Regions from separate parts of the Homo sapiens genome. Here region 2 is linked to region 1. Evidence: chromatin loops called from intact Hi-C (ENCODE). Cell type or tissue: HepG2. All regions are shown on one strand. Links, peaks and the distances in the headings refer to the core of each region. The heading gives the core; the rest is flanking DNA.

The links. Hi-C counts contacts between places; a loop is a spot of excess contacts. Peaks named below come from ENCODE experiments on the same cell type or tissue, not always from the same donor. Only the 100,000 strongest peaks of a DNase experiment are listed, where the experiment ranks them.
Region 2: it touches region 1 in a loop (1.8-fold over the local background); 6 of 110 quality-filtered maps call a loop at or near these places.

The regions. Positions count from the first base shown.
Region 1 is chr5:74,529,889-74,545,041 of GRCh38, reverse strand. LINC01331 (long intergenic non-protein coding RNA 1331) reads left to right here and starts at 8,269. Exons shown (of 4, transcript NR_197436.1): 1 at 8,269-8,372; 2 at 14,481-14,632. RefSeq lists an enhancer at 1,795-2,356. In HepG2, for the core only: no CTCF peak of the experiment used is centred there; a DNase peak (open chromatin) is centred at 6,581.
Region 2 is chr5:74,572,190-74,587,342 of GRCh38, reverse strand. No RefSeq gene overlaps it. Among named protein-coding and RNA genes, the nearest start is that of LINC01331, 43 kb to the right of the region's middle. RefSeq lists enhancers at 9,829-9,998, 10,209-10,428. In HepG2, for the core only: no CTCF peak of the experiment used is centred there; DNase peaks (open chromatin) are centred at 5,703 and 6,162.

The sequences.
Region 1 (15,153 bases), core at 4,464-9,463:
CTCTTTCTTTATCAAAAGCATGTCATCAGGAACCTATTTAACACCCTGCTGTGGGTTAGGGAGCTAGATATGCTCCTGGCCTCAAGATTTCTGACAACACTTTAGAATCTTTCTGCAGAAATTGTCATGGCTCACTCATTTCCATCACCATCTTCAGAGGGTTGGGGAGGTGACAGTGAGGACATCGTTCAGGCTCTGCAGCATGTGCCTGGATATGGGTGTTAACCTAAAGCAATGCACATCTCCCGGGCTGTCTGTGTTTCAGTGAAGTGGCTGAGAGAAAATGCTTGGGAGTCAGACAGCGCGGGCTCTGAGTCCTGACTAGTACTTTCTAGCTATATTTCTAAACCTCGGTTTCCTCATTTGGATCATAGGCTTTTAAAGATCTACTTTGCAATGAACAAACAGTTATCAATGAACAAATGTATGTAGGGTCACAGTGGCTGACACAGTCAGCATTCAATAAATGGTAACTTCTGCTATTATTATTATTATTATTATTATTATTTGAGACAGAGTCTTGCTCTGTCACCCACACTGGAGCACAGTTGTGCGATCTCAGCTCACTGCAACCTTCACCTTCCGAGTAGCTGGGACTACAGGCATGTGCCATCACACCCAGGTAATTTTTTGTATTTTTAGTAGAGACAGGGTTTCACCATGTTGGCCAGGCTGGTCTTGAACTCTTGGCCTCAAGTGATCCACCTGCCTCGGCCTCCCAAAGTGCTGGGATTACAGGCATGAGCCACCACACCCGGCCTCCTGCTATTAATAAAATTGGACATACCACGTAGAACACCAACAAGGGACTGAAAACAGACACAGATACAGCAAGAAAGTGCTGATAAAATCTTTTAGATATGAGAGAGGACAAAACAGAAAAAGGAAGAGTTTTTGCAAATGTAGGTGGTGAATGCACACGTGGAAACCTGAAGGCTATGTTATCAGCCTGATTCAATTCATGGGGACCTGATAAGGGAAAGGTAATATTTCCTGGAACTCACTCCATCAAGAACACAAAGATTTTATGACTTCTCTTCTTTCAGACACGCACAAAGCCAACAACACAATAGATTTTCTTTCCCAAATCCCTTCTTTAGAAAGCTTTGCGGCTAAGGACAGTATCTCTATGTAAAAATCCACTCCAGGGGGTCACTGACTGCCTCTGGGGTCAGGAAATGGCTCTCTGAAGAGCTTGCTGGGCTTTGTGGTTGGATGCCAGGGCTGAGGATTGCATTAAGTTCTTCGAATAAGCCTGTAGTTTGGCAAAAAGGCTTTCCTCCTGGGCAGCTGAATAATTTTTAGATGATCTAGCTGGCACATCGTGGAAACACGCTAATGAGTCAGGAGTGATCTGACTCCTCCCCTCACCCCACACCCCCGTTGCTCAAGGGTAGAGAATTTCCAGGGAAGCCAGTGAAAGATTTATGAGACTAATCCCGGAAATATTTCTTCCCCATCTATTCTTCTCAGCAGGGGTGCCAGCAGCCCTGGGTCTGGAGTGTGAGGGGTAGAGAGGGCAAATTAGAAGGGGACAAAAACGCTGACTTCTGCCTTCAAGTGCTAGAGAAATCGGCGACTATAGAAACCACCTAATTAGGGTTCCACTGTCAATAAAATATTCAGGTCTTTTTTTGGAATGTGCCTGCCTGCAGGCCCCACAGAGCTTCATGGATGAATTTGAGGAGGCTTGGAGCATTGTGGCTTGTGGAGCATGGAGTGGGGGAAAGCTTGTTTCAACTCTGGGCTGGGAGGAGTCTGACAAGTGAGCTCTTCTGACTCACTTTTACAGGGATGAGGGGGAGGAGGCTGCAGGGATTTAGCGGCGTAGGGCAGTGTCTCCCGTCACCCGTGAACTTCCCTCTCCACACCCTGCATGTGCTGCATCTTCTTTGGGTGGGCTGACCTCTCCATGACGTCCTGGTTTGGAGGGCTGTCCTGTCTTTCTTATAACTCCAGGCTCCTTTTATAGAAAAGCGAGGGGATGGGAGTTGGGTCACTGGAGAATATCTATAACAGGGTGCCACTCTTGGGTTAAAGAAAAGCTCCTGTGTGCCTTCAAAATATGATTTTAAAAAATATATAAAAAGGTAAAATAGAGTAAGAAAATTCAATCCTTCTGGCTCAGTTTCAGTCACGCATGGGCAAAGGGAACAGAACTATCAGGCATGATTATTTGCCACGACTTTCCCATTTTTTGTTCAGAAAAATATTTTAGTTGTAAAGGTTGGGAAAACTAGGCTATTTGAGTTTTGCCTCTTATGTCTTCCCCCACCCTGTTTTCTGTAAAGACACTGCTAGAAATGGCCAAAAAGGATGTCAACACTGGAAGAGGCTTCAGGCGCCAGCAGAGCCTGCTGGTGAGTAATGAAGAGAGGCATAAACCACAGGAAAGGCCCTTCTCTTGATTAACACGGATTCCATTCAGCATCACCTTTCCTCCTTGTTTCAGGTAGCCTCAGTCCTAAGATGGAGAGACCTTCTAGTCTCTGAGGAGAATGGTCCTGGGCTAACCTTTGGTTTGGACTTCCCTCAGACCCTCAATGGCTGCTGCCACCTGGGCACAAGGATGGCCTTCCTACCTGGGTCCTCTACCCAAAGCTTTCCAAACACAGATGTACTGTTTAATAGGGAAAAGGGACCTTTTTTTTTTGAGACAGGGTCTTGCTTTGTCACCCAGGCTGAAGTGCCCCAGTACAATCACGACTTACTGCAGCCTCAACCTCCCATCTCAAGCAATCCTCCCATCTCAGCCTCCTGAGTAGCTAGGACCACAGGTGTGCACCACCATGCTTGGCTAATTTTTAAATTTTTTGTGGAGATGAGGTCTCCCTATGTTGCCCAGGCTCGTCTTGAATTCCTGGACTCAAATGATTCTCCCACCGCAGCCTCCCAAAGTGTTACGATTGCAGGCATGAGCCACTTCCCATCTGGGGACTTTTAATAATATAATTTTGTGTAACTACTGACAGTCTTGGTAGCAGAAAGGGCATCCATGCCATTTCCCTTCCAGAAATTTCCAAATGGTCTCTGAAGATCTCAGAAGTAAGACTCTCATTTTTGCTAACAAAAGGAGGTTACCTAGCTAACTCCACCACTGCATTAATGTGTACATTTTGAGTACATCATTTTTTTTGGTACATCTTTTTTGAGTACAACTTAGTACACTAAGTTATAAATGGACTGGACTTGAAAATATTTAAATTTTAACCAAGCATCTAAGAAAACTCCAATTTGACTACAGGCTTCAGGTCCTTACCATATATGTCCCAGATTTCTGGGACAGTCCCAATTCCAAATATTCAGTATTGTGGTCAGACAAGTATTTTGGTTCAGGAAGTATGAAGTCTGCCTCAGGGAAAGAGGTAGGTGGCTGTCATAGCCCTAGTTTGCATTTTATAGTTTGCTTATATGGAGAGCAGATCTTGGGCAGCCTTCCAAAACACCAGCATCTGAATTATCTGTTTAAAATTACGAAAAACACCAAGTCATCCAATGTCAGGACTATTTTCAGTTTCCTGTCACTATATTCAACCTGAGCCCAATAGATTGTGTAATCTATTTAATAAACAATTTCTCCCTACCTGGCTAGCCCCAGAGATGAACAATTGTCACTAATCCAGGAAAGATTCCATTCAACATGTATTCACTCATAGCCCTGGGTTCCGTATGAGGTGAGGTATGTTACAGCAAAATTCTTCTCCTTTCAAAACCAGAAATAATAATAATTAATAAGCTTCTGATAATGGTTCATCCCACATTGTCAATTTATCTTTTGGAAGAAGATCAAAATGAATTAACCATAGAGAAGTGAAGCCAAACGGCACAGTTTCAAGATTTGACTGTGAGAACAAAACTTTTAATTAGGAGTTTTGAATTCTTCTCATGAGATCTGCAGGATTCCAGACCTTATCAACACTTGGGAAAATCCAGTGGATTTTTTTTTTTTTAAATAACCCCATGTTCTTTGCTAACAGGAAACAGAAAAAGACTTTTTTTTTTTTAATTTGGAATTGGTTCTGTTGTAAATTAGGATGACACTACTAAACAGTTTCAGATATAAATTACTTTCAATGATTTTTTTTTCCCTTTCATCCAGAACTGGAGCTTGTATTTCCTGTTGATAAAAGAAAAAAAAAAAAGGCACTGTATTTACCAACCTCCCTGATCCAGCCAATCCCTCTGGCCTCTGTCTTTCAAATGAATGTGGAATTTGCTTGAATCTGAGGAAGTTTAGAAGCGGAGCTCCAGACCACCCACTTTCAGGATCTATAAGATGGTGCTGGAGTTAGGCTGAGCTGAGGCACTAATGCAAGCTCATGGGTTAGACCAGAGGTTCTCTTGACTCCATCAGAAAAAGTAGTTTGCAAATATCTTCTTGCTAGTGTCCTCCAGTGGAGGGGCTGACTCCAGGGCCCCTGGCTGCTGACACAGGTTGAATCAATCTACTTGCATGTGTGGAGGAGCCTCTTTTTATACACAAAATGTATTTAGGTGTCTTCATTTTTTATAAAGTGGGATAAGAATGCCGAACATCCTTCCATCCATTACCTATTATGTCTTTCTACTAGGAAAACTGCCTTGAAGTCAGGGTTGCTTCGCATTTTCTGGTGAAGCACTAGTGCTGATTTTACCAAGTCCTAGAATCATAGAATATTCAGCCTGGATCCTTGTGAGTTCTTTTATTTGACGGGTGTGGCGACCATGGTCTAGAGCGCTATGAGGACTTTCCTAAAGTAATAGTGCTACTACTTATTTATTTGCTAATTTATTCATGCAACAATTTTTTCACATCTGCTATCTTCTGTCCTTAAAGAGCTTACAGTGTGTTCTGGAAGATTGCCGATAAGAAAATAAACATTACAGCCAGGCACTGTGGCTCATGCCTGTAATCCCAGTACTTTGGAAGGCCAAGGTGGGAGGATTACCTGAGGTCAGGACTTCAAGACCAGCCTGGCCAACACGGTGAAACCCTGTCTCTGCTAAAAATATAAAAATTAGCTGGGCGTTGTGGCGGGCACCTGTAATTCCAGCTACTCAGCTACTCAGGAGAATCGCTTGAACCTGGGAGGCAGAGGTTGCAGTGAGCCGAGACCGTGGCATTGCACTCCAACCTGGGCAATAGAGCAAGACTCTATCTCAAAAAAAAAAAAAAAAAAGAAAAAAAAGAAAGAAACATTACAAATGGTGATATATTTCATGAATGAAACAGATAGGCTGCTCTTGTAGAGAAAGAACAGGTGAGTGGTGGGAAGGGCCTCTTGGGTAGGGTTGCCAGGTTACGTCTTTGGGAGATGCGGTTTTAGGCAGTGGGAAGAGGAAATTGGGGGTGTGCTGAGAGTACGTTGCTGATAGAAGGAGGCAGGGGAGTTATGGTAAAGAAATGAAGACAACCTCAGGCCTTGATTCTCTGGCAGAAATCCTTTTCAGATTTCAAATGAATATCACTAGATCTTGAATGACCAGTAAGGTTTATTATTAGATATCATTCTAAACTGCTCTTTTTTTCTTTCATCTATCACAGTGGAAATAATATAAAGGCTACACCAAGTGAGGTTTTAGATAAAAAACTTATTCCATTACATTCTGATATAGAGAAGAGATGACGTTTACACCACCAGGCTTGCTGGGTTCTAATAGAGATAAATAAGCTCTGAGTACAAGATATGCACAAGGATAACTCAACACAGCCCAACTCCTGATTGCCCCTCCTCAGCTAGAAATGGACTTGCCTTTGGCTGGGTGTGGTGGCTCACACCAGTAATTCCAGCACTTTGGGAGACCTAGGCGGGCAGATTGCTTGAGGTCAGGAGTTCAAGACCAGCCTAGCCAACGTGGGAAAACCCTGTCTCTACTAAAAATACAAAAATTAGCAGGGTATGGTGGCATGCACCTGTAATCCCAGCTACTCGGGAGGCTAAGCCATGAGAATTGCTTGAACCCAGGAGGCAGAGGCTGCAGTGAGCTGAGAACGCACCACTGCACTCCAGCATGGGTGACAGAGTGAGACTCTGTCTCAAAAAAAAAAAAAAAAAAAGAAATGGACTTGCCTTCCATGTGGCTCTAGGTCTCCCCAATGGCACTTAGAACAATCTAGTTTTTCTGCATCCATCTGTCCTCTATGGTGTCTTGTAAGTTCCTTGAGGGCAGGGATGAGTTGAACTCATTCACCAGCAAACCCATCACCCAGCATATTGCCATGCTCATGAAGACTGCTCAATGAATGGTTGAATGGTTGATATAGAAATACTTAATCTTTAGGAAGATGTGATGCTGGAAAAACAGGGCCATTTTTCCCTTTTATGGCTTTTGCACAGTGCTTGTTATAGGGAACCCACAATTATTACTGTTCTTACCAATAACTGAAAAAAGGCTGTTAGAGGATCCTTGCTTAGTTCCTTTGATGAGGCCATTGGCTCAGTGACAAGAATATTACTGAGGATGGAGAACCAAACATTGAGCTGTTTAGCAGAACTTGCAGCAGAGCTATCATTGCATCATTCTGCTGAGATGTGAAGTAATGTCTGAGCCTTCGGTTCCCACTGTAGGGCAGCTCAGCCTGTGCTCCCAGTTCGGACAGTGACATAAACCCTGCATCCTGTCTCCTGACCCTTGCTCTAGAGGCTCCAGGTCAGTCCCACAAGAGGCAACTTGGCAGCCAGGCCCATTAGGAAGTACATGCAGCCCCAGGAGGTTCTCACAAGTATAGATCAACACTGTGTTTGCCATGGAAAGTTTGGAGGAAAGACTGTACGCCACTCAGTGAAATCCTTTCCTCTAATTCTCTGCTCCTGTCCTGCTTGCAAGCAAAGGAGAACAGCACAAGGAAATTGGGAACTGCATTGTTCTGAGGCCATCTACCCAAATGAAAAACAATGTAAATATTTCACACAAATCCCAGGTCAAATTCCTGTATATACCAAAGCAGAGAAATTTCTCTGAAATGATGGTCGTGGAGAGTAGTACCAATGATGAGAGAAGTTAGGAGTAGAACCCAGAGCCAGTCTGTCCCTGCGTGATGGGTACCGGGGGAGATCCCTCCTACTGTACCACCGTTCTGCAGTCACACTACTTCCTCATTAGAAAAACGCTTTCTCAGTGGCAGGGGAAGGGTTTAAACGCTCCAGAATCTGAGCTGACAATGGGATGTTGTTGCAGGTCAGAAGTGAGAGATAAAAACAAAGATAATAAAAAGGATCAATGCCCCTAATTTGTTGATTGGCTCTCTGCCCCAGCTAAACACTCAGCCAACACCCAGGGAAACTGGGCCACAGTTAACTGGGCATTTGGGCCAGAGGCACTAAGAGGTGTTTATTATTTAGTAGTGGATTCCTGGCTGGGCACGGTGGCTCACGCCTGTATTCCCAGCACTTTGGGAGGCAGAGGTGGGCAGATTGACTGAGGTCAGGAGTTCGAGACCAGTCTGGCCAACATGGTGAAACCCCGTCTCTACTAAAAATACAAAAAATTTAGCTGGACATGGTGGCCTGTGCCTGTAATCCCAGCTACTCGGGAGGCTGGGGCAGGGGAATTGCTTGAACCAGGGAGGCGGAGGTTGCAGTGAGCTGAGATCACGCCACTGCACTCCAGCCTGGGTGACAAGAGTGAAACTCTGTCTCAAAAAAAAAAAAAAAAAAAAAAAAAGGTGGATTCCTGAGAAGTCCAGTGTGGTGCTGCTTGACTGTTGTCCTAGCTACTTGGGAGGCTGAGGGAGTATCCCTTGAGCCCAGGAGTTTGAGTCCAGCCTAGGTGACATAGATTCTGTCTCTAAAAAAATTTTTTTTTAAATTGTTGGATTCCTATGTCCATAAGGAAGACTTCAGGAATGACAAGCTTGCCTCCTAATTTGGCTCCTCCTGAAGATACAGTATGACCTGCTTTACTTTGGGTTTAACATCCTATAATTACTGTCAGATGAAGAGAGACAAAGATTCACTGTATTTCTTACTAGTTTCTTTTTTCTTTATTTTTACCTAAAACATAAGCTGAAAAGCAGCAGAAAAAGAAAGACCCAGTACTTCAGACTAGCAGTGGGGCAAAACCCCCACATTTAAAAAGAAATACTAGTTTATTATGTTTGGGGTTGGAATCACCAAGAGACCAATTAACACCTTATTTTTAGGATTAGCCATTCTGGTATTTGCAGATAGTTTCTTAAACAGGACTGTTTGGAGTTCACACTGTAGGAGTAAGTGAAGTGTTGATAAAAGAGATTCCAGAACAAATAAAGATTTCTACAGTAAAAGCTGGGGAGGTGTGTAGGGCTCCAGTCTTTGGGTTCACAGCTTGGCTCTACATTCATTGCTGGAGGAATCCAAGCCTCACAAAAGACCGCTTTTAAAGAAAAACTCTATTTTTCTTAGAAGAACTAGGTAAGTCTAGTTTTTCTCTGAAGTTTGTTTTGTTACGTGTCTCTGTTACCACCATCCATGCAGTTCTGGGGGCCTGCATTTCCCAGGATTTGTAGCTTTCGGCTGAATTGAAAGTTTCTAGCTTGGGAATCAAATCTTTGTTGTTCTTGCTTGCAACTCGTTGTTATTTTAAATTGCTTGCATAATTGCCAAGGTAATTTGCATTTAGAAGAGATTGACTGCATTTTCTTTACCCATCCTTTGCTGTATTCGTTTGGTAAGCTTTTAAAGAATAAGTTTTGTAACGGGGAAGGTGGAGGTCAGATATTGAGGGTCAATTTGGTGTCTCACTCAGAACCTGCCTCTCTGCAGCATTAATGTGGTTTCTCTATGCTGTACTTTCCCACTGCCATCTCCTGGGGAAATAAGGCGGGGGGCTTCTTTCGAAGAATCTATAAAGATTAGATTAATTACTGGCCCACAATCCCATTATGTGAACTCACAGAGCCAAAGAACATTAAAGCTGGCAGAGAATAATTTAACCTTATTTTATAGATGAGGAAACTTGGGCCCAGAGAGGAAAAATAATCCCCCTACTTCTCCCACAGTCTCAAAGCTAATTACCAGCAGAACTGGAACAGAAACCAGGTCTTTTGATTTCTAGATTAGGATTCAACAAGTATTTAACTCATTAATTAGAATTTTCCTAGTTCCAACCTGGATGTCTTTCAGAATGGGTGGCTCAATTTTTATGTTTGCTGTTAAGATTCCCTCAGGGCTGCCTGGCTAATTTTATTACTATTTTGATTTTACTCAGTCAACATTTCAGAAATTTGCAGTCTTCCCATCATCTGTGTCAGAACTATCTGTTAAAAATGCAAATCTCTAGCCTTTTCCAATCTTCAGAATCCGAGTCTCTTAGAGTGCCCCCAGGATCTGCATTTTAATAAGCTTCCTTGGAAGAGTCCAAGGCACTTGAGAACAATTTTACTTGGCTCAAAGTCAAGTAAGTTAATACATTTTGTCGATTTAAAATGTTAACGTTTTGGAAATCAGGTGGCACCTTCTCATCAATGGTCAAGTAGGAAAAAAGTTGTTTTTTACATAAATGTTGTATCTGATAATCAATAGCGACTTAGGAGTTGAGGCCATGTTAAATTTCTCTTTTAAATCCTTTAGTTACTAAAAAGCAAAAACTTAAATTTGTATCTGAATTCAATTTCATGGCATTTGATTCTTTAGTGCTTAAGTTCTTCTTTAGTAGCAAAGAAAAAATATTGGGAAATTTTATTTTTTCAGGCCATGGGCAGCCTTTACTGAACCGTTATCTCCACAACTCAAGTCCTGTTCTACAGATTTTTCAAGACTGTTCATTATAAGACTCTGCCTTCTATTTTATAGTTTTTACTTTCTGAGATTACCTCTAAATTTTCATGCATATTTATTGTAAAATTTCTAACAAAATGTAGAATGATTAACTATCTCTATATTCCTGAAAGGGTTAAGGAACTTACCATGCATTTTCTATTCATTGAATGCCACTCCCATAGTATTGCTATCTAGGTTTTTAGATTTACCTTTTAAAAACACACATTAGTTACTTAAAGTAAATAGTTAATCATATTTATCAATGATTTCTCAATTTTGGGGCTTAGCATGTGAGTGATAACACACTCAGTCTTTTTTCTTGAAAATGATTTATTTTACTCTGCTGTGAATGATAGTTTACCTGGGTATAGAAGCCTTGGTTGATAATTGGTTTTCCTCAAGGCTGTGAGAAGATTATTCTGCTGTTTTCTGGCACCCATTGTAGATGAGAGTTAGTCTAATTGTCTTTTCCTTGCAGGGCAGCTGTCTTTTTGCTTTGGAAGCTTTCAAGATTATCTCTCTGCCTTCAATGTTCAGTAGTTTCACTGAAAAATGTTTCCTGTTATAGGTTCGTTACTATGTATTCTTTTTGGCACTTGGTGTATGTAACCTTTTCTTCTGAGAACATATATCATTTTCTTCCATCTGAAAAGTTTATAGTATCTCTTTGACTATTGATTCACAGATATTTTCCCCTATTTTATTCTTGAACTCCTATTAGACATATGTTAGATCTTCTCAATATGTCTTCCATGTCTCTGAATTGCTATTTCATGTTTTTTCCCCTTCCTTAACTCTTTATTGCTCATTCTGGGTAAGCTCCTCTATATAACCTTCTAATTTATTAATTCTCCGTCTTGTTATACCCAAGACAGAGTTAATCCTGTCTATTGAGTTTTTTACTCAAATACTATGGTTTTTATTACCAGAATTTCCAACTTGTCCCTTTTAATATCAACCTGCTCTTGTTTCATTTTTTAGTTATTTTCGTTCACAATTTACTATTCATTTTTATGAATATTCCTCCTTTCTTTTTCTCCTTGATGGTTCTAACAATCCCTATTTTATTTTATTTTTATTTTTCTGAGACAGGGTCTTATTCCAGTTGCCCAGGTCAGTGTGCAGTGATGCAATCTTGGCTCACTGCAGCCTCAACTTCCCTGGCTCAAGTGATTCTCCCACCTCACCCTGTTGAGTAGCTGGGACTACAGGTGCATGTCACCACACCTGGCTAATTTTTTTGTATTTTTAGTAGAGATGGGGTTTTGCCACGTTGCCCAGGCCACAATCCCTATAGTAAATTCACTTTCAGATTCTATTACAGGCATATCTCAGAGACACTGTGGGTTCATTTTCAGTACAATGCAATAAAGCAAATGTCACAATAAAGTGAGTCGCACAAATTTTTTGGTTTCCCAGTGCATATAGAAGTCATGTTTATACTATTCTATAGTCTAAGTATGCAACAGCGTTATGTCTAAAAATGTACGTCTCTTAATGAAAAAATACTTAATTGCTAAAAATGCTAACAATCATCTGAGCCTTCAGCAAGTTGTAATCTTTTTGCTGGTGGAGGGTCTTGCTTTGATGTTGATGGTGGCCGACTGATTAGGGTGTTGGTTGCTGAAGATTGGGAGGTCTGTGGCCATTTCTTAAAGTAAGACAACAATGAAATTTGCAGCATCAATTGACTCTTTCACAGAAGATTATTCTGTAGCATATGATGCTATTTGATAGCATTTTACTCACAGTAGAATTTCTTGCAAACTTGGAGTCAATTCTCTAACTTTCCCACTGCTTTATCAACTAAGTTTATGTAATACTCTAAATCCTTTGCTGTCATTTCAACAATGTTCACAGCATCTTCACCAGGTCTAGCAGATTCCATCTCAAGAAACTACTTATTTGATCATCTGTAAGAAGAAGCAACTCCTCATTCTTTCATGTTTGATCATGAGATTGTAGCAATTCAGTCACATCTTCAGGCTCCACTTCTAATTCTAGTTGTTTTGCTATTTCCACCACATCTGCAGTTACTTCCTCCACTGAAGTCCTGAACCCCTCAAAGTCATCCATGAGGGTTGGAATCAACTTATTCCAATATCTTGTTAATGTTGATATTTTGACCTCCTCCCATGAATCACAAATGTTCTTACTGGTATCTGGAATAGTGAATCTTTTTTAGAAGATTTTCAATTTACTTTGCTCACATCTATGAGAGGAATCACTATCTATGACAGCTATAGCTTCATAAAATGTGTTTCTTAAATGGTAAGACTTGAAAGTTGAAATTACTTCTTAATTCATGGGTTGCAGAATAGATATTGTGTTAGCAGGCATGAAAACATTAATATCCTTGTTCATCTTGATCGGAGCTCTTAGATGACTAAGTACACTGACAATAAGCCCTAATATTTTGAAAGAAATCTTTTTTTTTTTTTTTCTGAGAAGCAGGTCTCAACTGTGGGCTTAAAATATTCAGTAAACCATACTATAAACAGATGTGCTGTTTCCCAGGCTTTGTTGTTTCACTTACAGAGCACAGGCAGAGTACATTCATCATAATTCATAAGGGGTCTAGGATTTTCAAATGGCAGATGAGCATTGGTTTCAACTTAAAGACACCATCTGCGTTAGTGCCTAACAAGGAAGTCAGCTTGTCCTCTGAAGCTTTGAAGCCAGGCATTGACTTCTCCTCTCCAGCTAGGAAAGTCCTAGATAGCATCTTCTTCCAATAGAAGGCTGTTTCATCTCCACTGAAAATCTGTTGTTCAGTGTAGCCACCTTCATCAATGATCTTAGCTAGATCTTCTGGGTAACTTGCTGCAGCTTTTATATCAGCACTTGCTGCGTCACCTTACACTTTTATATTACGGAGATGGCTTCTTTTCTTAAACCTCATGAACCAACCTCTGTTGGTTTCAAAGTTTTCTTGTGCAGTTCCTCACTTCTCAGCCTTCATAGAATGGCTTAAGTGAATATTGTGGCTGGTATGATTTTCTATCCAGACACTCAAACTTTTTCTATATTAGCAATAAGGCTGTTTTGCTTTCTTATCATTTGTGTGTTTACTGGAGTAGCACTTCTAATTTCCTTCAATAACTTTTCCTTTGTATTCACAATTTGACTAATCATTTGGCCTAGCTTTCAGTCTGTTTCAACTTTCAACATGCCTTCCTCACTAAGCTTAATCATTTATGGCTTTTGATTTAACATGAGAGTTGCGGGACTTTTCCTTTTACTTGAACACTTAGAGGCCTTTATAGAGTTATTAATTGGCCTAATTTCAATATTGTTCTGTGTCAAGGAGTAGGGAGGCCTGAGGAGGAGAGAGATGGGAAAATGGCCGGTTGGTGGAGCAGTCAGAACGTATACAACATTTACCAACTAAATTCATTGTCGTATGTGTGTGTGACTTGTGGCACTTGAAAATAATTACAATAGTAATATCAAAGATTGCTGATCACAGATCATCATAACAGATTAATAACAATGAAAAGTTCGAAATATTGTGAGAATTTTCAAACTATGACAGAGACATAAAGTTAGCACATGCTTTTGGAAAACTGGCATGATAGACTTGCTTGAAGCAGGATTGCCACAAACCTTCAATTTGTGAAAAACAAAGTGTCTGCAAAGAGCAATGTAATAAAACGAGGTATGCCTGTATTTCCATTTCTTCTGGAATGAATGTATCCCAAATATTGATTTTCTTGGCTCCCTTTCTTAATGTTAGTTTTCTTTAATTGTTTTAGAATTTTAACTTGTGTGATGTACATTTCAAGTGGCATCACACACACTTTCTCTCTTCTTGCTATACCTTTCCCTCCCTGCTTGGTCACAGGGCCCCAGTCCACAACTTGGTTTTATGTTGGTGGCCCTGAACTTTTATCTTACGATGATATTCAGATATTACAGATTTAGTCACTGAATCAGGAGGCAGGTTGGCCCAAGTCTTGGTCATACCTGCTTGTTCCTACTTTTCTAGATGCACATTTATATAAGCCCTAACCTTAGGTAACAGCTGCACCTTTTTTTAGGGCAGAAGTTCCTCACCGCATTTAGGTTCAAGCAATAAGCCTGGATCCAGGCACCAACCACCTAGGGCCCTTTTACTCCCAATACTGCAGAGGAGTTATCTTGCCTATCTGTGTGTGTCTCCAGAGCCCACAAGCTCACAGCTTTAGTAACTACTGTGTTATATTTCTGGTCTGTTTCTAGCACATAGATATTTATTTTTCTTTATGTATGTATGGGCATGTGGTTTACTTTTTTTAAAACTTTCTTTTAAATTCGTTCTTAAAATATTTTATTTATAATTGCTAAGTGTTTGGAGTGCAGGTAGCGACTTCAAAGCATGAGCTTACAATGTCATTTTGATCTGCAGAGGCAGGCTCTGGGGATGAAAATAGCAGCAGTTCCTATGATGCCATCTTTGAGACATCTACCATTACCGCTACTGCTATGTTGATATTGTCCTTTGTTTCCCATCTATCAAGCATTATTCTCCTAAAAATGGCTCTGTGTCTGACAAAGCCCACTCAACATAGATTAATTCTCTCTTAAATGACTTTATTAAGCTCATTAATGATTCACTTAGCAACCCCTTTTGTAATAAATTTGCAATATTCTCTAAAGAAATCGATCTGGAGAAAAGCCAGAGTGATTTAGGAAGGAACATGGTTTAAAAATGAGTGAGTCATTCTCAAAAGCACACAACATGGCTGTAGAAATATTTTAATATGTTTATATCTTCCACAGATTAAACTAAGATCCTTTGCCAATAAAAAGACAAACAATAGAAAATTCCTACAGATTAAGAATACCAACCAAGATTTCAGTGAACTTACTTGCTTCAGCTCTGGGAGAACAGTTATGACATGGTGCTGAATTACATCAGTGAGGAACTAGAGGTGAGACTGGGATACAGGGGAATTTGGGTTTAGAATCCCCTTAGCAATGCAGTATGCAAATCATGAAACAGCATAAAGACACATGAATTATGCAAGAATATATAAGGGGTTTCCAGAGAAACATCAATTTCCATTATTAAAAATGGTTTGGTAAAGCAGTCCAAAAAATCATTTTTGGCAGGTCACTATTTTTAAGTGAGTTATTTGAAGTTCATCTACATTTTTTTCCCAGCGTTACACTTGGTGGTTAGGACCCCTTGTTACAAGGGGCCATATTAACACATAATTGTGGAAATGGACAAAGAAACAATTTTAATTCATATGGTAAGAGACAGGATAAAGATATGCAGGTGAGGGGTTCCCTAACACAGTCTATGAAGGTCAGAGAAGACTTCCTAGAGGAGGTAATGTCAGAGCTAACCTTTCGTGGAAAAATAACCATGCATCAGGCAAAATGGGGTGGTGGTGGCAGGTAAGAGTAAGGGGAGTTGCAGTATTTCAAGTATGGAGAAAAATAGGGT
Region 2 (15,153 bases), core at 3,453-8,452, 43 kb before region 1:
AGCTTAGTGGCCGAATGCCCTGGAGACAGTGTTCCCCAAAATGCATTTTGGTGTTGCATAAGACCTTAATAAGAACTCCATGAAAAGACATTTCCTTAGCCAAATAAATGTGGGGGAAACACTGACTTAAAGGTAAACAAGTTCCTTCACTATTGTGATCCTCTGAGTGGATCTAGTATCCAACATTCTCCAAATTTACTTGATGACAAACTTACTTTTTTTGTTTTTCTTTTTTGTGAGTAGCAAAATGCTCTTCAAACAGTAGCAAACAGTTCTGACAGACAATGAAGGGAAATGACACAGTGAGAAATCTGTTGCCAGCATCCATCTTCCCTCCCCTCCTCAATCTTCATCAGCTATGTAAGTAATAACAGCTAACTGTATTTGGTCACTTGTACCTCATATGTTCCTAACCCAGTTCTTCAGGGTAGATAGGAGTAACCATTCATTGAATATCCGAAATTTCTTGTAAAGAACATGGTCTTACCCAGAAAGAATTTGGAGGCTGACTATATTGTTCTGCCCCTACTTATTGGCAATGCAAAGTTTACCTTTTTGAAGGGGGAAAAGCTTCAGAGAATATGGTACTGTTTACACAGGCACAAGAAATTATTGGCAAAACTGCAGCTGTATTTTCCAGAGCCTCATGAATTACCCATTGCATTCATGGAGAAAGCTGATTGCTTTCCCCTTTTTGTTTGGTCTTGAAACAAAACCTTGGCTAATTCCTTTGTTGGGAGAGAAAATAATTTGAAAATGATTGTTCATTTTTTAAAAAGAAATTACTTTTTTCTTCTCCTTTTTTGCCAGCTGGGATGATTCACGGTTAAGATCTCTATTCTTTTTAATATCCCTACAATAGTACATATGCTGACAGCTAGAAAATCCACCTCCCCACCCCAGAACTTTTTTTTGAGCTCCAAACCAATTGATACAACCTATTGAACAGCCATTTCAGGATGTTCCAGAGGCCCCACAAATTGATCACTGTTCATTCAGACCCTGCTCTACTCTTTCAGCAATTTCTACCCTGACTAATTTCCATGACCCCAGCCCCAAACCTGGGAGTCATCCTTATCTTTCTCTCTCCCTGTCTGACTTTTTGCATCCAATTGTCAAGTCTACTTCAAAATAGCTCTCGAAAATGTCTCCTTGTCTCCATTTCTTTGGCTTAATTTGGTCAGTCTTTGCCTTGCTTGCCCTGAGCTAGGCATCTTCCTCACTAAGTCCCTACCTTCTCTGTATACCAACCTCCAAACCAGCCTTTCCATGTTAATTACCGGAGCAACCTTTTAAAAACAAATTAGGCCAGGCACAGTGGTTCACTCCTGTAATCCCAGCACTTTGGGAAGACGAGGTAGGATGATCATTTGGGGCCAGGAATTTGAGAGCAGCCAGGGTAATCTTGAATAGGAGCTGGGTAAAATGAGGCTGAGACCTACTGGGCTGCATTCCTAGATGGTTAAGGCATTCTGAATCACAGGATGAGATGGGAAGTCAGCACAAAATACAGATCATAAAGACCTTGCTGATAAAACAGGTTGCAGTAGAGAAGCTGGCCAAACACCACTGAAACCAAGATGGCGATGAGAGTGACCTCTGGTTGTCCTCACTGCTACACTCCCACCAGCACCACAACAGTTAGTTTACAAATGCCACGGCAACGCCAGGAAGTTACCCTATATGGTCTAGAAAGGGGAGGCATGAATAATCCACCCCTTGTTTAGCATAGCATCAAGGAATAACAATAAAAATGGGCAACCAGCAGCCCTCAGGGCTGCTCTGTCTAAGAAGTAGTCATTCTTTTATCCTTTACTTTCCTAATAAACTTGCTTTCACTTTACTCTACAGATTCATCCTGAATTCTTTCTTGTGTGAGATTCAAGAACCCTCTCTTGGTGTCTGGATTGGGACCCCTTTCCTATAACATATAGTCCCAACTACTCAGGAGACTCAGGCAGGAGGATAACTTGAGCCCAGGAGTTTGAGACTGCAGTAAGCTCTGAAAGCACCATTGCACTCCAGCCTGGGTCATGGAGCAAGACCCATCTCAAAACAAAAACAAAAACAAACACACACACACACACACACACACACACACAACAAAACAGAAACCCCAAAATTAGATTTGTTGGCTCCCTTGCTTAAAATCCTTCACCAGTTCCCTACTGCAGATGGGATAGAGTTCAGGTTTGTCTGTATAGCCTACCATCCTTCAAGATCTGATGACAACCTTTCCGTTGTCATCTCCTGTTGGCCCCCACCTCACCCTAGGCTCTACTCATGCTGGTTTCCTGGGCATTTATCAATGCTGTTGTTTCACATTGCTCTGCATGTTACCTTCTATTTCCTTTTCTTCAATCACCTTGGTTCCTTTTTTTGCCTGATGAACTTCTTTTTTTTCTTTGAGACGCTCGGCTCACTGCAACTTCTGCCTCCTGTGTTCAAGTGATTCTCCTGCCTCAGCCTCCCGAGTAGCTGGGATTACAGGCACCCACCACCACCCCTGGCTAATTTTTGTATTTTTAGTAGAGACTGGGTTTCACCATGTTAGTCAGGCTGGTCTTGAACTCCTGACCTCAAATTATCTGTCTGTCTCAGCCTCCCAAAATGCTGAGATTACAGGCGTGAGCCACCGTGCCCAGCTGCTTGATGAACTTCTATCCCATATCTGAAGCCACCATCAATTGCTTCTCTTTTGAGAGCCTTCTCCAGGCTCTTTATGCAGAAACAGCCACTCTGGTGCATTTTTGGGTCACCACTATTCCTTCATCAGAATCCTTGATTTTTACCTGGGTATACAAAAGTGTGAGAAATAATACATATTTGTTGTTTTGGCAGTGGATCATTATGTATCAAATTGATACAATCTGGCATATAGTGGTGCTTAAGAAATGTTCAGTGAATAAGCAAGTTGTTCATCCCTGAGGGTACTTTATTTTCCTGGACAAGATGATAAGATTTGGTGATTAACTGGCCTAACTTAGGAGTTGCCTAATGGAGGAGAGACCTATCGGGGGAATGCCAAAGATAAATTCTTTTCTCTTTGCCATCCTAGAACTCTCAGTGGGCAGATGGCAGTGGGCTGCATGCTCTTGTTCCTTCAGCACAAGTATTTTGGATGCCCTGAACTCCAGCCTCACAGAACCGGGACCAGATGTCACCAGGCTGGTGTCTTATTTCCTGTAGCCAGCTAAGCATCTGAGACTTTTAAATGACCAAATAAGCATCTTGCCTTGCCATTTTTCAAAAAAGCAAAAATACAAACCTAAATTTTTTCTCAAAACTCTGGGTTTTTGAGGATTTTAGGTTAGTGAAACTATTCTATATGATTCTATAATGATGGCTACATGTCATTATGCATTTGTTCAAACCCATAGAATGTATGATACCAAGAGTGAGCTCTGATGTAAACTGTTGACTTTGGCTGATAATAATGTGTCATTGTAGGCTCATCAATGATAACAAGTGCATCACTCTGGTGGGAGTAGGGGATATTGATAGGGGAGGCTATGCATGTGTGGGGACAAGGGATATATAAGAAATCTCTATAACTTTCAATCAGTTTTGCTGTGAACCTAAAACTGCTCTAAAAAAATCAAGTCTAGGCCAGATGTGGTGGCTCATGCCTGTAATCCCTGCACTTTGAGATACCAAGACGGATTACCTGAGTTCAGGAGTTCAAGACCAGCCTGGTCAACATGGTGAAACCCTGTCTATACTAAAAATACAAAAATTAGCTGGGTGCAAAAATTAGGTGGTGCATACCTGTAGTCCCGGCTACTTGGGAGGCTGAGGCAGGAGAATCGCTTGAACCTGGGAAGTGGAGGTTTCAGTGAGCTGGGATCACGCCACTGCACTCCAGCCTGGGTGACAGAGCGACTCTGTCTCAAAAAAAAAAAAAAAGAAAAGCCTATTAAAAAAATATTTGTGCATAGGATGCAGGAAGAGGAAGGTTGGCCAGGTACAGGACGTTTTGTGTATATGTTCCTTCCCCTTTTTTCCTAAGGTAAATCATACCCCCAATCTCTACCATCCTTCTTTCTCTTGCATTCCCCAGCCTCTCCCACTTCACTGGCTCCTGCCTCCTTACCTGTGATCAAACATAAGTTTGTCTCAACCTAAAGAATCTTCCTTGATTCTGCACCCATCACTCAGGCTATGTCCACCAAGTGGCCTCTCGTGACGGCCTCCGACTCTCATTCCTGTTCTGGCTGTTGCAATCTGACTTCCATCCCAAATATTCCATTTCTCCTGCCAAGGTCAAATCTGACCTAGTTGCCGAATTGGATGGAAAGTTCAGCCCTTGTCTAATTTACCTCTCTGCTGCCATTGAAACTCTGTGAGTTCTCTCTGAGGCCCCACCTCCTCTTGGCTGCTGTGACACTGCTCTGTCCTGGTCCTCTTCCTACCTCTCTGACAGTGTGCTTTCACATTGCTTTTTTTTTTTTCTACCTACATATTGATGTGAAAGTCTTACCCATCCCTTGAAACCCAGTCCAATTTCTACTTCTACAAAATCGAACCTCATTTCTAGAATTACTGATCATAACTTCATTTTTCTAAGACTCAGTTTCTTCATCTGCAAAATCAAGATCATTAGAGAACCTACTTCATAGGACTTTTGTGAGGATTCAATGTAAGGAATTGAGCATAGTGCCTGCCATTTACGGAGCTCTTAGTATACGTTGGCCATTATGAATATTATTTCTAAGTGGAATAAATGCCTTTATTACAGTACTTATGAATGGATATTTCTCTCTGGATTGAGGGATCCTGAGGGTGATTGGGGAATTGAAGAGGGGAGTCGGTTTCCTCATCTTTTTGTTTTATTTATTTTTTATTTTCTGAGACAGTGTCTCACTCTGTCGCCCAGGCTGGAGTGCAGTGCCATGATTACGGCTCACTGAAACCTCAACTTCCAGGGCTTAGATGAGCCTCCCACTTCAGCCTCCTGAGTAGCTGGGACTGCAGGAGCATGCCACCACACCTGGCTAATTTTTGTATTTTTTGGAGAGACAGAGGTCTCACTATATTGTCCAGGCCAGTCTTGAACTCCTGGGCTCAAAAAATCCACCCACCTCAGCCTCTCAAAGTGCTAGGATTATAGGCGTCAGCTGCGGCGCCTCTTTTGATTTCTTTCCAGTCACTCAAATTTCCTGTAGTTTGTATTGCTCTGACTCATAATAATGAATTCTGTATCATTCAGTACAATCCAGCTCAGTTCAACAAAGCCACATTAAGCTGTCTATTGAATATCAGACCTTGCACTAGGCTTTGAGATGCACAAATGAATGAAGATCAATCCTTGCTCTCCAGGAGTTCTAAGTTGGGCTAAGATCGCTTGGGTACAAACTGTCTAACTTTCACACCAAGTTGGAGATTTAGGCATGATAACTACAACAGGGTTGGTCTGGTGATTTGGGGTTGGATTGAGGGTTAATTCAATGTGTGGCTATAATTACACAATTGGGTGTGATGATGCCTGCGTCTCCCAGGTGATTGCGTTTACTCACACCAGTGAGACTGTTCAGGTGTGTTTTGTGTCCTAACAGCTTCTGCTTCTTTGAGGCTGATTTTCTTGGCCAGACTTCCACAGCCACTAGGTTCACTCTTCTAGGGAGTCTGCAGAACTTGTTCCCAGATGTCTCTTTCCTAAGGAGGGGAAGGGAATTTGGACTGGGTGACCTCTAAAGTCCCTCTGACCTTGACACTCTTTGATGTTAGAAAAGCAGCCCAGAGGCTGGGCGCGGTGGCTCACGTCTGTAATTCCAGCACATTGGGAGGCTTGGGCAGGTGGATCACGAGGTCAGGAGTTCGAGACCAGCCTGGCCAACATGGTGAAACCCCATCTCTACTAATAATACAAACATTAGCCGGGTGTGGTGGTGCATGCCTGTAATTCCAGCTACTTGGGAGGCTGAGGCAGGAGAATCGCTTGAACCTGGGAGGCAGAGGTTGCAGTGAGCCGAGATTGTGCCATTGAACTCCAACCTGGGCAACAAGAGCGAAACTCCATCTCAAAATGAAAAAAAAAAAAAAAAAGAAAAGCAGCCCAGAGCCAGAGGTCAGAGTTCGGCGGCAGCATTGATGCTGGCCTGTTTGGCTTGTCAGTGTTAATCAGTAAACGGGTTGCTAAGACAATATTTGAGAAACAGATTCTAGTGGATTAAGGTGGAGGTGGGGTAGAAGACAGTGTTCTTTGAAGACAACAGTAGTCAGAGGGAAACATAAAATAAGTCCAGTTTAGGCTCCACCCTCTCCGGGAAGCCTTTCTGCTCTCTTGGACCTAGGTGTCTATATTCTAGGTATATATATTCCAGATATAATATATTCTGGATTTAGACCATGATGGACCTCTGACCATAGGGCTTTGCTCTTTGTTTTTTTAAAATGAAGTGTGTTTTGCAATCACCAAAGAGATTTTGATCTACTCAAGATAGTGACTTTGTCTTATGCATTTTTTTGGAAATGCCCCTTTTCCCATAGCACCTAGTTCCAGCTAGAGGCAGAGTATGTGTTTCATGAGAATTCGACTGATAGCCTGACAGTTTCCAAGGTTTGCAGCTTAAGCCTTCTGTGGTGGGCAGCAGAGGCTCGAGGCTTCCTCTCCTCACTGCAAGTCCCTGAGAAGGATCTCGAGATGGTGCTTTTCCTGAAACCCCCCTGCACCCAATCCACTGCTACTTGAGCTGAGTTCTTTCATAGTTGGTTCCCAGGAACAATCAACCAAGTATGAAAGATGGGGTGACAGACTTTTCTTGGAATGCAGGTGGGGGCTGGCTTCCCATTCTCCCTGGGGAAGTAAACACTTTCCGTATATCCTTCACCCTGACTTCCATCTGTGGTTCAGGTCCCACAGATCTCTTAAAGTCCAAGAGGGCTGTGGAGGTGATGGGTGCAAAGCTTTTCAAAATTTCATGCAAATTTTGTGATGTATACTTTTTCTAGAGAATAGGTCTATTCCTTTAAATACCTTTATGTTCCCCCAAATGTGAAGAACTACTACGTTATCCACATTTCTGCTACACAGGCTTCTGGGGAATTATTTGTGTGGGAACAAACACAGATCCTACATGAGAAATAGGGGATGAGCAGGCCATGTGGCTTGGGGCCTCAAGCTTGAGGGTGGGGCTCCAGTGTTGCTGTTTTTAGTGGCAAACTTGTTCATGACTAGTAGTCAAGGTTCAACAGTAATATTGCTTTTAAATAAAATTCCTCAACTCGCCTCCCACATTAGCCAAATCTGAGGGTAGGAAGACCACCTCAAGATCGAGGGTCCTCAAAACTGGAAAGCCGGGGCTTCACAGAGGCTCTTTGGAGAGCTTGGGCATGGCCTGGTTCCAGCAGAGAATCTGGAGCAAGTATCTAGGAGTGGTTTTCTTTTTTCAGTAAGCATGGAAAGGAAAAAGTTGGGAGAGACTTTGCCTGAAATGAAAGCCCCTCGTACAATATTGCGCCCCCCAAAATCAAACAGTGACTTTCTGCTCCTGTGGCCAGAAGAATCTTCAAGTTTCAGAGAAAGCATCATGGCATATATATATAAATTTGAGACGGAGTATTGCTCTGTTGCCCTGGCTGGAGGGCAGTGGAGCGATCTCAACTCACTGCAACCTCCGCCTCCCAGGTTCAAGTGATTCTCCTGCCTCAGACTCCTGAGTAGCTGGGATGACAGGTGCCTGCCACCATGCCCGGCTAATTTTTGTATTTTTAGTACAGATGGGGTTTTACCATGTTGGTTAGGCTGGCCTCAAACTCCTGACCTCAAGTGATCTGCCCGCCTTGGCCTCCCAAAGTGCTGGGATTATAGGCGTGGGCCACTGTGCCCAGCCCGGATCCATATTTTTGTACAACGAGAGATTCACTTTTAGCTCTCACTTTAAGCAGGAAGTGGTTCTTTCTGACTAAAAAGGGGTTTAGCTGCCACACCTTCCATTTGCTGGACAATACAGTAAGACAGAGAGAGAGTGGTTACTGGGAGTACAAGCGATAACACTGTGCTGTCATTCCTGGGGTTAGCAAGCCACAAAGACTAAGGACTACTTGTGGTTGGAAACAAGGGCCCGGAAGCCGGCGGTGCACACTGAGAGGCATCGTCTGAACAACTGGGGAAACACAAATGAGGCTCCACATCTTGATCAATCCTGTTTATCACAAGGGAAGAAATTATGACTGGTTTTGTGCTAAAGAGAAATTAAAACTGAGATCAAAAGCAGTTATACACACTTTATGTTTATTTAAAATGCACACATACATGGTACCCATGCAAAGTAAACTGTGCATAATTCTCATGGAGAGCGTTTTTTTTTTGTTGTTCTAACAGTATCTTTTGTTGTCCTCACAGGGTTGTGAGTTAAGGAACTCTTAGGTAATGTCGTATTGAGGTACCTGATTTGGTAGACACGCCAAGATGTTGAAAGTCAGTATCAGGGCTCAGAGCATGAAAATCCGGGGATCCCCTTTGTAGAACTCTGCCTTAAGAAGGCTATTTCTATCTGGGTTTACTTCTGTTACACATAGTTTTAGGATTGTGGCTACCATGTTGAGTGTTTCTGTGACCACCAAAGTTCTATTTCTCTCTGTTACTAACTCTTTGAGTTTTAGTGCCTTTGTTTAGAGAGATTAGGGGAAAAACAGATTTTTTTTTTTGTATAATTGTTGAGTAGTGTAATTTTCAAATAATAATAATAATAAGCATTTCCTATAACTTAGGCACTATTTTAGTTGCTTCACATGTATTAAATCAGTGACATTTCACAATCACATCATGAAATAGGTGCCGTGTTTATCCCCATTTTACAGATGAAGAAGCTGAGGTGCTGAGAGATTGGAAACTAGCCTGAGGGGAATAGCTAGTAAGCAGCAAGGCCAGGACGCAAACACTGGCAATCTGGTCCCTTACTGATGCCATGCTTCTCTTCAGAGCGCCCAGCCTTTCAGCAAGATTCTCCAAAAAGGTTGTAATGATAAGGCTGGTCTTAGCAGTCTCTGGGCACGGGGCTTGCTCCTGTCACTGCTGGGCAAGGGTGGGTTGCTTGCTGTCTGTGGGCTCTCTCTTGCCTCTGATGAAGAAGGGGAGGAGGTTGGTGACACAGTGTCTTAAGTCGAGCATATGCATGCCTCTGTTTAACTCCTAAGGCATCTGTGTTGGGCACATAATGACAGAGAATTAATATTCAATGATCTCTTGACTGATTTTCCGCTTGTATAATATATGTTCCCAGGCAAGAAAATTTTCGTGGTATCAAAGCAAAGTGGAAATCAGAAAATGTGAAGGTAGTCTAAATGTCTTGCAAGCAGAAGTTTGGTAGGACCAGACATACGATTTAGTTAATGGTCTATTACTTTCCACTGAAAAGCTTGTTTTATATTAAAAATGGATCATTTCATTTGAAGTACAGTTGGTCCTCTGTATTCATGGGTTCTGCAGCCAACGATTCAACCAACATGGATGGAAAATATTTGAAAAAAAAAAAATTGCCTCTGTACTGAATAGGTACAGATGTTTTTTTTTTCCTTGTCATCATTCCCTAACCAACGTAGTATAACAATGATTAACATAGTATTTACATTTTATTGGGTATCATAAGTAATTTAGAGATGATTTAAAGTATACTGGGAGGATGTGCAAGGGTTCTATGCAAATACTATAGCATTTTATGCCAAAGACTTGAACATTTGTGAGTTTTGGTATCTGTGGGGAGTCCTGGAACCAATCTTCCTCAGATACCAAGGGATGACTGTAGATTATCTGAAATAATCTATTGAGAGACCGCTCTTACGCACCTGCACTGCAACTTATCCCCCTTCAGCCACACAAACCAATGGGCACAAAACATTAAGGCACACAAACACCAAAACAAAGAGATGGCTAGAGTGGTTGACAGGGTAAGCAAATTGCCTCCTAATCTAATACATGAAACCAGCCTTGCCACACCTAAGTAAACACGCTCTTCTGATGTTGATACTGCCCTCCAGGCCACGAATGATATTGCCCTCCAAAACACAAAGCTGCAGCAAAATGCACCAAGTTCTATGGCCCAACCCGTGGGCTTTCCAACTGGGCTCTTGTGAAAAAGCAGTGCAGGTGAGGGCTGGGCTGCCAGTGGGCGCGGGCTGTCACCAAGCTGGTGCCTTTCTGGAATCTGAGGCCTGAGGCTTTGTTTCCTGGCTAGGGATATTTTCTCAGAGTTGGAAATACCCTCCCTTCCTTGCTTTCCTTCATTCCCACCCCCTGTATCTTAAATCTGTGTCATTCTCAGAGCTCTCTGTGGAACTGAAACAATGCAAGAATCTGGCCTAGCCTTCCTCTGCTTGCCTAACTTCTTTCAGTTTCTGTTTGGCCCAACGGAATATGAGAGAAAGATTAAAAGCAGATTGTATGAAGCAAAATGACTAAACCATTTCTCGTAAAGGGCAATGTTTTTTAAAGAAAATCAGGAAGATTGCTTTGCCTGAAATAATTGTTACAATAAAGTATATTTTGAAATTATTATTATTTTTTTTTTGGAGACAGTCTTGCTCTGCCTCCCAGGCTGGAGTGCAGGGGTATAAACATAGTTCACTGCATCCTCAAACTCCTGGGCACAAGTGATTCTCCTGCCTCAGCCTCCCAAGTAGCTGGGACTACAGGTATGTGCCGCTGTGCCTTGCTAATATTTTTATTTTAGTAGAGATGGGGGTCTTGCTGTGTTGTCCAGGCTGGTCTCCAACTCCTGGCCTAAAGTGATCCTCCCGCCTTGGCCTTTCAAAGCACTGGGAATACAAGCATGCGCTACCATGCCCGGCTGAATTTAATTTTTCAATTTAATATGATCTGTTGCTCAGAAAAACCACGGTTATTAGCGTACACTTAGCATGGAAGGTGGAATACGTGTGTTAATGATTACCTTTTCCTTCTGTAAACACTAAGACCCACCGTAAGTGCCTTCACATGTAGCGTCTCATGTAATCCTCATGAGTGACCTGCAAGACAAGCTACTTCAGACAGGAGTCTGAGAGGCTGTGGCCTTGCTAAAGTCCAAAACCAGTTAGGTGTGAATGGAGACTCAAATCCAGATTTCCTATTGCCAAATACTGTGTTCTTCCTATTACAGGACTCTGCTTAATACATCATCCTCAAAAAAGTTGCTTCTCAGTTATTTTCTAAAACTCCTCACAACCCGGAGAAGTCAAAGGCTTGTCGTAGTCCGGTTTGCAATGTCAGAGCCTTCATATGTCATGAAATATTTGGAGTGCTGGGTGGGCAGGAGGGCCTTACGTCTGTAACGTTGAATACCACAACCCCGGGCCTCCTGGCAGTCTTTGACTAGCGAAGGGTGAAGTGGAGCATAGTCATTCCTGATTCGTGGTACTCAAAGAGCCTAAGCCGGGAACTCAGATAATGGAAATGAATTATGTGATTCAATTATACTATTCAGTTAAAGGTGAGTAATTATAGTCATCTTTATACTTTGTAGTCTTAACCTCGTGGCATTTCCTGACTCTGACATACTTTGGCATGATTACATCTACCAGCTGGGACTATGACTAATTCCTTTGAGCTATTCTCTGCTTGTTGTTCTTATTTGTGATGGGGAGCTATCTCTTTTAAATCTGCACCGAAAAGACCAATTATTATTATTACTTTTATAGATGTAGCTTAACACAGTGCTGGAACACAGTTAATGCCCAATAAATGGTGGTTATAATAATTAAAAATCAAGGTTTGCACAGGAACCTGCTGAACAAGTGATTTTTGAAGCACTATAGTCATCTAATAACTTGGGAAAGTTGTGAACGTTTTTCTTTTCTGGTTTTTTTTTTTTTTTTTTTTTTTTTTCTGAAATGGAGTCTCACTCTGTCACCCAGGCTGGAGGGCAGTGGCCCGATCTCGACTCACTGCAACCTCCACCTCCAGGGTTTAAGTGATTCTCCTGCCTCAGCTCCCCCAGTAACTGGGATTGCAGGCATGTGCCACCACACCTGGCTAATTTTTGTGTTTTTAGTAGAGGCATAGTTTTACCATGTTGCCCAGGCTGGTCTTGAACTCCTGACCTCAAATGATCTGCCTGCTTCAGCCTCCCAAAGTGCTGGGATTATAGGCATGAGCCACTGTGCCTGGCTGTGAACGTTTTTCAAAAGTGGCCACATCGGAAACCCAAAGAAAGGTAGCAAAAGAAATGATTGCCATAGCATCTTTATACTTAACCATTTTATTTCTTCGATTATTTAGTGAAAAAGATAGATGAGGACTTTTCAAAATTAACACTCACTTTATAAAGAATTACAATTTTGGAATAATAATGTGAACATGTTTGATTGGAAGAACTTTGACAAGCTTCCAATCATCACCTGGTATTGATAAAACACTTCCTGAAGGGCCACTTCAAGCTGGCACCTGCCTGCTCCAGCTCCACTCCACTGCAGAGATCAAACAACTGTCTCTGGATCCCTGGCCCATCCAGTTGGTCCTGAACCATCAGGAACAAACTTGGCAGAAAATTAAACACCTAAGTCTTTTGCTTTTTCTTTTCTCTTTTCTTTCTTTCTTTTTTTTTTTTTTTTTTTGAGACAGAGTCTTGCTCAGTCACCCAGGCTGGAGTGCAGTGGTGCGATCTTGGCTCACTGCAACCCTCACCGCCCGGGTTCAAGCAATTTTCATGCCTCAGCCTCCTGAGTAGCTGGGATTACAGGCGTGCAGCACCATGCACGGCTAATTTTTGTATTTTTAGTAGAGACAGGGTTTCACCATGTTGGCTAGGCTGGTCTCGAACTCCCGACCTCAGGTGATCCGCCCGCCTCGGCCTCCCAAAGTGCTGGGATTACAGGCATGAATCACCGCGCCCAGCCTAAACACCTAATTCTTATGAGCAGGTAAGGTGTGGAGTCAGTGTTAAGTGCCCAGTGAGCTGTAACCATCTCAACTCCCATTGTGTGCATCTAGTTTCTGATTTCTACTCCATTTCCCTCGACTTAGAGATTTCTACTACTGTGTTCCCTTTATCAAAATAGACAACCTTTGCCCAGAAAAGAGGTTGGTTGGACAATTGCATTTTAAGGGCAGGGGGAAAAGGACAGGGTGCAGAAAACAAGGGGGCACATTGTAGACATTTAAAAAGAAATAATAAAAGGAAATAAATTTGATCTTTTATTATCACCAGGAGCTGACCATCCTAAACAATGTCAGTGACAAAATATTCCCACGCTCTGCCAAATCTTTTGTTGGTCTAAGTACTAAACAACTGACTTTTAATAATTATAATAAGCTTCTACATAAGCTTCAAAGGAGCACATTTTTATTATTGTCCTTTACACATTGTACTTTCCATGGAATCTAATTCTAAGGACTCCTAGTGATACAATTGGTCTCCAACAGAGGCAGACTCAGACCCATGTTTGTAATGATTCAAAAACATTTGAGTTCAATTAGGGTGCAAGTTTGTCTCTCTATTCCTGTGGGAGCAAATATTCCTGCATTTAACCAGGGGATTAAAAATGAAAGTGATAAAACAGTGACATGAAAAACATGATCACTTGGAGTTTTTACGTGTGTTTAAAATTTTAAACAGGGAAACAATGTGAACTGCAAGATTCATTACTATAAGAGACCAATATGTATGTACGAGTTTTTTCTCCTTTCAAAAAATTCATAAATGTAAATCAGAAAGTATTAATATATTTTTTCCTTTTATGTATTTTAATATGTATTTTGTTATTTATTATTATTGTTTTAACAGGATGATTATACATAGGCAGTTCAATAAAAAATTTTTTCAGTGTGCTTTTTTTAACCATGATTATTAAGCTTATTACATGATTATTACTAAAAATAATTGTTTTCTACGGAGAGTGTTAAAAATAGTTCACTGAAGGTCTCAAATACTCTGGCTACAACACTGAATCCGAGCTCACACTACTTCTTTCACACTGTGGTTTGGATTATGGGCTATTCTTTTCCCCAGCGGACTCATTCCAGTATAGGGGGAAAATATTTCTTTCCCATTGCTAGGTTCATGGCTGAGGCCTTTCTGTCAAAAGACAGATTAATAAGAGAAAAGCATACAAAATATTCAATAGAAGTTTTATGTAGTATGGGAGCCTTCAGAAGGAAATGAGGCCCAAAGAAGCAGGGAAACCTGTCTATTTTTATGCTTAGGTTTGAAGAAGAGTGGACAGTTGTGAAATGCGTGATTGGACAAAGAGGGTATGATCTAATGGTAATAAACTGGGGGAGCTTAGCAAGGCCTGTTTTGTTCAGATTCTTCTCTGTCCCCGTGTCTTCAGAGATAAAGATGTTCTTTTTCTCTGGGTATGGGGAGAGCATCTCTGAAATGAGGGTCTCATGACCTGCTTCAGGGGAGAAGGGTGAGGGGAAGGTGAGAGTGACCTTCCTGCTTTTGCAGTTTGTTCAAATGCCAAGGTCCCTTATTTTGGGGTAGCATATTCTGAACCCCATCACCATCATTTAACATAGTCTCCTTATTCTTAGTTTATTCTCTACTGAAATACCAGCCTGCTTTGTACCAGACCTACTAGAGTTTTGACACTTGAAGGAGTCAATGACCATATCTCCCTGACAGCAAGAATTGAGATGAAAATGAAAAGTCTAGTTAATCATCTACATCTTTTGTTTACTCAAAGATAGACATCTGGTTAATTGAACATTTTTATTAGTATAATGATATCGTTGATGCTAGTCTGATATACTTTTATCTTTCAAGTACATTAACGGAAAATAGTCATGTAGGTGTCATTCTTATCAGTCAGTAAGACTGGTTAATATTGGCAAAATTAGTCTCTGCTGAATAGAACCCGAATCAGCAATGACTACAGGATCCTATTTGAGCTTCCTTTTGCCAGTACTGGTTTCAAGGGCTTGATTATAACTTGGGCCCCATGTGGCCCAGTCTCAAAGTGTTTCAAATAAATCATTGTTCAATAGAAAAATATGAATAATACCAACTTTACTTTTAACTTGTCTAGAGAAACCATAAAAGGAGAGAAGGAAATACATCCTTAATTTATACCATATTATCTTCAAAGTCTTGTTTTTCCATTTCAGCCACTCTTAGGGTGGTCTTTACAGAAATGAGCTGTCCTTCCCTATATCTCTCTCCAGCACCCTTAAATCCCAACCAATAAGTAACTCCAACCTCCAAGAAACAAAAACTC